Linked DNA regions of Homo sapiens: region 1 is linked to region 2. A link is a loop called in an ENCODE intact Hi-C map of the cell type or tissue named here. Cell type or tissue: MCF 10A. All regions are shown on one strand. Each heading gives the region's core, and the rest is flanking DNA. Links, peaks and the distances in the headings are about the cores only. Region 1 overlaps PCDH19 (protocadherin 19). Region 2 has its middle 340 kb from the start of PCDH19.

Region 1 (4,400 bases), core at 81-4,080, 310 kb before region 2:
CTGATTATTTTCCTTCTCTAGCTTATAGAGTTGTAATCCATGCACGTATAATTAAAATGATATCCAAATGCAGTTTTCCTTTGAATTTGTAGTGGCTGTGTGTGTAGGGAAGGTTGTTGCTTTGCTATAAACCACAGACCCAGAGTAAACCTCAGCTGTGCTGCAGCTATTTTGGACGACAGCTTTCTAGTTGCTTGTGTGTAATTGCCCATATTACATCATCCCAACCATTGTGAAATGTGCAAAATACAAGGCTTATCTAATGATTCATTTCAGGTGGACAGTTTCTTTTAAATTAATTTTAGGAGTGGTTCTCTGCACTAAACAGATCTCCCTACTTTGTTCTTGCTTTTTTGTTCAGGCCTACGGTAATTTAATGGTTGATAATTGATGTAGCAGAGAGAAGTGTATCATATTCATTGTGCCAGTAACCTTTACAGTCTACCTAAAATGTTCCATGGGATGTGCTTTCTCTTGGCGTAAGTAAAGAACCAAGGGGAGAAAAATTCCCTCCACAGCATATCAAGTAAGCATTAACCTCAAATGAAATTAATTTCCCTGTCATTGAGTAGCAGAGAAAAAAGCTATCTTCAACGGCTACAAGAGGCTTGGTCTTACTGGGGTTTCAGTTTGTCATATTATACTGTCTTTCATTATCACAGACATATACTATAGGGAAGACTTTCAATGTCTCTGTTGGTGGATTGCACTAACTCATCTTTAAGTCAGGTATGTGAAATTCAAGTAAGCCAAGACCTTCCAGTTTTTTTCTTATCAATGTTGAACATTCATAGGCTAGGTAATATTACATGTTTAGTCACCTACTAGTAAGATGAGGTGTTTACAACTAATATTTATCTTTGGCCTTGGACCTTCTACGTTGCTCACAGAGTACAGTTTTGTAAAATGCTTTATAGGTAATATTTCAAAGTGGACAAAAAAAGAAGATTGCTTAGAACCAGAAAGGTCAGAAATAGATCAAATAATCCTGGGACTTTTTATTGCTGAATAATGGACTTTGTAAATATCACATGTGACTATTAGACCAAATGAGACTACATAGAATTCAATATTAATTGGTTCAGTATCCGCTGATGGCCTGTTTGCAGGATTCAATGAAATTATATTATCAATACAATGTTTTATTGATTCCTTGGTTTGCAAAATTAAATAAACATAGCGTAAGCACTTGCAGTGGTAAGTTGTAGCAGGGAAACGGGTTTTGATTTGGAATTTGAAAACAAAATTAAAGGTGATTGAAGCAGAAAGCAGGCTGTGGCATAACATTTCTGCCAGCACTTTTGAAGTAACTGAATATATCTGGGTGTTTGGGAGGAATAAGAATCAGAGAACAGAGACTTTGGAGGAAGTGTTTCAAAATGCTTTCTTAAGGGTTATTTCAATACTAGCAACTCATTTTGTTGAATAGTTTAGTTTGCTTTACTATGGATATATTAATTTATTTCATTCTATGCTATTTTTTTCCAGTATCTATGCCATTCTTTGTGTTGTTCTAGATAATGGCTAAATAGTGGTCAGCAAAACTGACATAGTCCCCTGCCTTCATGGGGTGGGGGGACAAAACACCAACAATATAAAATTATAATGCTATGAAAGAAAAGAGCATATTATTATGAAAGAGTAAAATGGGGAAACTCAACCTAGTCTGGGGGAAGGGAAGTAATATTTGAGCTGACCCTTGAAGGGTGAGCAGGAGCTGTGAGGCAAAAAGGTGGGGGACAGGAAGATGGTTGACGGCTGGCTGTTGACATTAAACTCTTGGCCTAATCTCAGGGAACCATTTCCCACCCCTCCCCCACCAAGGTGGTCTGAATTTGAGTGCCAAAGTCTTGAATCCAACACACAGCCATTCGTTAAAAAAGTGGAAAGAGGCTGAGGCAGGAGGTGGTGGTTGTGGTAACACACAGAGTCTACCATGAATTCTGAAAAAATCAAATTCATTTCAGAAAAGCAGCCATGAAAAGAATCTGTTTCAAAGTAAAGAAAGAAGCAGCCTGCAGCCAGCTTCAGATGGATGGTTTGTGGCTCAAATCCATTCCTCCAGTTACTGCTCGATGGCCCTTTTGAGTCCATGCCACCTCCCACCCCCAACCAATGTCAATGGGTGGTGTGCAGATGCAGCTCAGTAAGATAGTGTTTTAGGGCATGCAAGGCTCATCTAGTCACATTTATAACATAGAATCAGAGTACTGTCAAGGCAATATTTATCATTTTATATTCTTTCTTGGCTACTCTTGATAAATAGGAGGTCAAGGGCCTCTTCCTCTTTATATTCCCTCTGGATAAACAGACAGCAGTCTCCAGAGAAGAAAGGCGTCTTTCCTTCCCTATTTTCTGCTTCCAATCTGTTTCTTTTTCCCTCTTTCTGCTCCAACTTTTTTTCTGTGACGTTCTGTCTGACAGTCAGCAGAGGGCGTATAGACGCATCAAAAGCCAGCCTTTATTCAACTTGGCCACCGTAATTTCATTGTCTTTATCTCTTCATCTTTACATTCCTCAAAGGCAGGGATACATCCTGGCGTTTTCTCTTTGTAATAGTACCATCAAGGGCAACCATTCCTTACCTATTTTATAAAGGTGGGCAAAAGCTACTGTCTAGATAAAGGGAAAGAAGTTGTGTTCCTGAGAGCTGGGAGGAAATGTGTGTGTGTGTGTGTGTGTGTGTGTGTGTGTGTGTGTGTGTGTATGTGACAGATCTCAGAGTTGTTGGTGCCCTACGTGACTCATTTGGGAAGGACTCGTTTTGCCAATAGCAAAGCAGACAGTCTGGGTTCCTCTTCTTCTTTGCTTTCCCGGGGCTGTTGTCCTGATAGCAGCTGCCCTGCTTCCTGACATGTCCTAATAATGAAGATGATGTGGCCAGGGGGAGATTCATCTTCTTCCCTAATCTGACTTCTTCATTGAATTTTCCCCTTACTGAAGTCCAAAGAGGATTGTCCCCTCTTAACTGTGTGCCCTTTTTACTCTGCCCAAGGTCAGAGAATCCAGCTGTGGCCTGTCTGCCTCCCACATCTCTGGCTGCAGAGAGTGATCCATGTTTGTCTGTGACAGCTGTGTGAATGGTACGTGAGAGGCAGAGGAGAGCTGTAGTTTAAGCTGCTCCAAAGATGTCTTGGTATGGCAGTGCTGACGAAAGGGGAGACTTGTTTGTGTCGATGACATAATCAGAGAAGACATCCATGGCCCAGCTGCAGGGAGTGAAGAAGTGTGCAGCTTAGTATAGTCTTCTGACAAAAGCCCACACACTTCAGGTTTATCTGCCCGTAGTGCTAATCTCCTTCTGATGTCTTAACCTGACTTTTGTTGTAGTTTGTTCAGACGGTTCCAGTGACAGAAAGAATTGCTTGGCTTGTGGTGGTTATACTGGCTAGCACGTTAATACAAGTGCAGGGTGTTTTATAACCAACTAGTCTCATAATAACTACACATGAAGAACAGGCAAGGTTTAGTTTAGCATATTCTGCCTATTGGAAAGCATCAGACACGGTTATAGCTCCTCATAAATAATACTGATGGCTCCTAAAGGCCATTTTTCATGTAAATTTCCTTACTGTTAGTGAGCTTGAAAAAGAACCGTATTGACGAACAGGTTATTTTAAAAGTAGAATGATTACTCAATAAAATACTTTTCAGCTTTTTCCTTTGGGGCTCTGGGGTTCCCCCTTATCTCAAGGATCCACGTGGGCAGATTGCATGTTAGCTGGAGAACCCAATAGACACATTCTTATTTCCATGCCAGCAAAACACTAATAATCTAAACACAAAGGACATTTAACACAGTAACTGTTTCTGATGGAGCAAGTGGTACTGCCAGCTCGCTTTCTCTTGGATGGCTTCTGTACGGTGAGAGCAGGATTGGGAGTTGAGCCCAGGCTACTCCTTAGTTTGTGTGGTATAAATGAACAACTTAAGAATAGTGTTTGTATAGTCAGGGTCATTTCTGCCCTTTCTCAATGGACTTGAAATCCTGGGCTGAATATTTATCCAGCTTGGTTTTGTGTTTTTGGAACAAAGGAAATTTCCAGTGACCAGTCTGGTTAATCACCAACGCTTATTCCCTCTTCACCACTATTTCGTATTGGATTTCCTTCTATACCAGTACATTGGATTTCCAATCACATCGAACCCTATTTGGCTGCCTTCCATTCACAGAAGATTAGATTCCCTTACACCTCACTGCCTCTCAGGATTTTTCTCTCCACAACGTGTAGAGTATTAGGTTCCCTTACATGAGTTGCTGCTTGTTAAGTTGTGTTCAGTGCTGCGTAGTATCGAATTCTCTTTCTCATCAGCAGTCACTGGGTTGTTAATTACACACTTGCAGATTCACTTCTCCTGCACATGCTGTGACACACAGCTCTCCAAAGCTCTGAACTCAC
Region 2 (4,400 bases), core at 238-4,237:
GGTAAATAACAAATTTAAGGGGTACAAGTGCATTTTTGTTACATGAATATATTGGGTAGTGGTGAAGTCTTGGCTTTTAGTGTATCCATCACCCAAATAAGGTACATTGTACCCATTAAGTAATTTCTCATCATCTACCTCCCTTCCACCCTCCCCCTTCCAATTCTCCAATGTTTATCATTGCACATTCTTTTTGAGATCTCACTTATAAGTGAGAACATGAGGTATTTGACTTTATTTTTAAAAGTTCCTGGGTTGTTTTTTAAAGCAAGATGTTTGAGAGTCTAATAATTCAATTAGATTCATGTGTTAGCTCCACCCATAGGTCAAATAGGTGGCACCCAAGTGGTGAGATTTCAAGTGTTCTGAAAATATGTTTGGCCCCTTGGTATTTTTCTGGCATCAGCCCTGCCATACCACCTAATATAGCTATGTTATGATTTGTATATCCTAGCTAAATTGCTGATTTTTTTGGGAGAAGTGATACATTAATACCTTACTTTGAATTTATTTATCAGATTAGCTAGCAAAGAGAGCATGGATTTTAACAGTGGAACCAAAGATCATTAGATGGAGTGATACCTCTGGAGGGAAGTTATGCCTAGGGTGACTAATCTTCCCATTTTGCCTAAGACTGGGGGGTTTCCTGGGATGCAGGACTTTCAGTTTTATCAGTCCTGGGCAAACCAAGATGAGTTGGTATCCATAGGCATGGATGTGGCACCAAGACCTATAAGGGCTTTGGGTGCCTGCCTAGGAGTGAAGGACTCTAAAGGAGAAGAAGAGAAGACATCAGAATGAAGGACCCGTTTCTCCTACTTTGCCATTTGGTCTGGTGATGATATACTATGACAACAGTGGGGCAGGATCATTGAAAATAGTGTGGGTTATTTATTTTTCTTATTTTCTAGAAGAAACAAAAAATAGTTATATATTTTTTGTTGTATTTTCTTTTTTATTTCTAGGAGATAGAACATTCTGTGGCTTTGCCTAGGGGTGGCGTGTAGTTTATCTTGTCAAGTTTATGAATACGATGATTGGCTTTCGGAAAGCCTCAACTCAAGAGACTTTCCAGAGAGCTTAACTGGAAGGAGAAGTCCAGAAGCGAGGCCTTTGAAAGTGGGTTGGAAGAAGCAGCAGGATAGTGAAGGAACAGACTTTGAAACTAGTTAGGGGATTGTGGATTGGGTTATCAAGAAAACTGAAGTGCTTGAGCTGTGTGTGTGTGTGTGTGTGTGTGTGTGTGTGTGTGTGTGTGTCTAGAAGGCTGTGTGGTATACCTAAGGATGCTAAATCTGAGGCCTATTCTTCACAAAAATTCCTATGTCCAGGATTGTACAGAAGCTATTGAGTGGTCCAATTTTAAAAGTCCAATGAGAATTTATAAGTGGTGCCTGGTGTAAACCTATAATCAGCAACCTTCCCCAATGTTCTGCTCTATGGGAGACTGTTGGGATGTACAGTAATGAAGGCCATTTAATTTACTGCAGGTCCAGTAGAATGAGGGCTCAGAGTAAAATTTGGTTAAGGTTAAACAAAAATTGATGTTTCTAATATGCACAAGTGTGTGGAGAAAAATTTATACCCACTAAATTTGCTATCAAGAACCTACTATATGGCAGGCACTTTATTATTATATATTATTAATGTTTATAACCTATGAAGATGTGTATACATGTATGTGTGTATATAAATATAACAAGTATATATACATACACATATAATTATATAATATTTATATGTAATACATACATTTTACAGATGAGGATCAGAGAGCTAATGCTGACTCACCATATAAGTTATAATAAGTGGCCATTGCAGAACTGGAAAGTTTAATCCATGCCTGTCCAATTCCAAATTCTGTGCTGACACCACTCATCATATAAGTTATAATAAGTGGCCATTGCAGAACTGGAAAGTTTAATCCATGCCTGTCCAATTCCAAATCCTGTGCTGACACCACTCATCATGTTACTTCTGTATTGGTTAGATACATTAACAGGAAAATATAATACTGCAATACTTCTCTGGCTATTTGTTTCCTTTCTCCAAAGGAAAAAGCATAGGTACATATTGAAGGAGCAAATGTGATGACATGTTTTGTGGGGTTGACCTTGCTTCCTTGGATCACATTTTCACTGCTTTCAAAACCTCTGGACTGAACTTAGTCTCTGGGATAGGCAGTTCTGTGATAGAATTGTTTGGTGCAGATGTTTTTGGGTGTGTCTGTGTTTCTACCTGGAACAAACTCAACTTTATTTCTAGACACTTTTAAATGTGTTTCATGTGGCTTGTGACCACAATTCATCACCAGTGATTTTTCTCTTGGCCAGTTTCCATCTATCATTCTATTGCAGCAAGAGAAAGGAGAGCAACTCTAGAAAGTGGCATATAGCCTGGTAATTAGGTAATTTGCTTTCCTATCCTAAATGGAGCAATTTTTAGGTAAGTGGTGCCTCTTTTGGCTTCCTAAGGTTACTGCATATAATTTTGACAGGGCCTAAGTAGACAAAAATTCATGGAGACAATCTAGCTTTAAACAAGGTGAAATCATTAAAGGATTGAACATAAGAACAAGGATGGAAGTGGATCTAGTCACTAGTCATGTTCTTAAGGATTCTTGCTATGGTTTGTTTTCAAAGATATAATTAACACATGTTAAGAGTAGATAGACCTGAGTTTGATTCCAGCTCCAAACTTGCTGTGTGACTTTAGGTAAGTCACATAAACTCTACACTGTATTATCTTCTGTCTTTAAAACAGAGATGATACTATATGACTCATGAGGCTTAAATGAAATAATGTATGTAAGAGTGCAGTATCTGGCATGTAGCAAATGCTCAATAAATGTTAGCTGCTATCATCATCATCATCATCATCATCATCACCATCATCATCACCACCATCATCATTTTTCTTTTGTAGTAAACATCACATTCGATTTGTAAAAGAATCATATTATTTCCCTTTAGATTTAAAAAATGCTTAAAAGTTTATTTTTCTTATTTTGTTTGTCTACACATTTGTACAATTCTGTAAAACAATTTAGTGTAATGATTTTTAGGCAATGTGTAAATATACACAGAAAGTAAAAAGCATGTATAAGCCTGATATTATAAATTAAAATATTGCCCTTAATGAGTCAGGAATAGTTTGGAAATAATAGGACAACCTGTCTTCTAGGATCTTAGCTTAGTTTACCTTGTACTGTAGTCAAAACATGTTTTGACCTTTGATTATATATGTATTTTTGCTTCTGTTGAAACTGCATTGCCTCAATCAAAAATAGGTGTTCATCATCTAATATGTTCCAGGGTCTGGTGATATTCAGGACACGGTAATGAATTAGACATAATATTTCACTGAAGAGAGTTCTAAATCTAATAACTGTGCCACTTCAGTAGCAGAAGTTGGTTTTCATGTGGACTTGACCATATTTACCACTTATACAATATATGAATGATCAAGAAAAGCTTTGATGTAGGAGGTTAAAGTCTTTACCAGTTGGCAAGGCAATGTCAGTGCCCTTTACTGACAAGGATTTTCAGACGGGGGAAGGATTAGATTTAGATTTCTCTTTAGTGGCTGTTTGGATCCACATCTATGCAAACTCGTAAAGATGAATAAGTATCAGAGGGCAGAGTTTGGTTCAAATATAAAACTTGAAACAATTTGAAAATTTAATGTGCGCCTCAGTTCTATAGAAGTGTTTAAATAAATGCTAAATGACCAGAGGTCTGGGTGGTGGTAGAGTTCTTTCATGAATTTAATAGGAGATTGACCTCGATGGTCTTTCAGGTTCCTTTTAGCTCTGAGGTTCTATAAAACATGGAGAACTCTCTAGTGGATTAGATTTCCATGTTGTTAGCAATAATTGTTTTTTCAGCATTTCTCTGTTGGCATAATAAAAAACATGTAGTTTGTTGGGCAGTTTAATTCCTTAATTTCACCCTTGGAGAGTATAACTTGGATAATTTCTTATATAAAGGTACACAAGACTCTTGGGATTCTAATGTTTTCTTATTGTCAAAATAAAGTATCTATAATGGTACTTGACTCACAGTAAACAGCAGAATAGTACGTGTCTATTGCTATGTGCAAAGTACTTTCTCTTATCAAAGAGCACACCTTTATCTTAGTTCTTACCAAAGAAACCTCAATTTTTTTCTGCTTCTACCTTCTGGGATTCCCCCAGTGTGGCCTAGTGAATTACCCCCCTGTAGTTTCAGCTTTGTTTCAGTTCCCAAACCAATCCCCCTTTAAAGCTTTTGATTGTTATTCTCCCTGCTGGTCTACTCAGGAAACGATTGCCTAGCACTGATCTCTGGGCTCCTATAGTGTTCTTAAGTCACTTTGTATTTGTCTGTACTATACAGACTAGTGGCCTACAGGACCTGTGA

The links. Hi-C counts contacts between places; a loop is a spot of excess contacts. Peaks named below come from ENCODE experiments on the same cell type or tissue, not always from the same donor. Only the 100,000 strongest peaks of a DNase experiment are listed, where the experiment ranks them.
Region 1: it touches region 2 in a loop (20-fold over the local background); 3 of 110 quality-filtered maps call a loop at or near these places.

What each region holds. Positions count from the first base shown.
Region 1 is chrX:100,377,611-100,382,010 of GRCh38, reverse strand. The region is part of intron 3 of PCDH19 (protocadherin 19); the gene reads left to right. Among named protein-coding and RNA genes, the nearest start is that of PCDH19, 30 kb to the left of the region's middle. In MCF 10A, for the core only: a CTCF peak has its summit at 2,416; DNase peaks (open chromatin) are centred at 200 and 2,450.
Region 2 is chrX:100,070,434-100,074,833 of GRCh38, reverse strand. No RefSeq gene overlaps it. Among named protein-coding and RNA genes, the nearest start is that of PCDH19, 340 kb to the left of the region's middle. RefSeq lists an enhancer at 3,778-4,400. In MCF 10A, for the core only: a CTCF peak has its summit at 2,421; no DNase peak of the experiment used is centred there.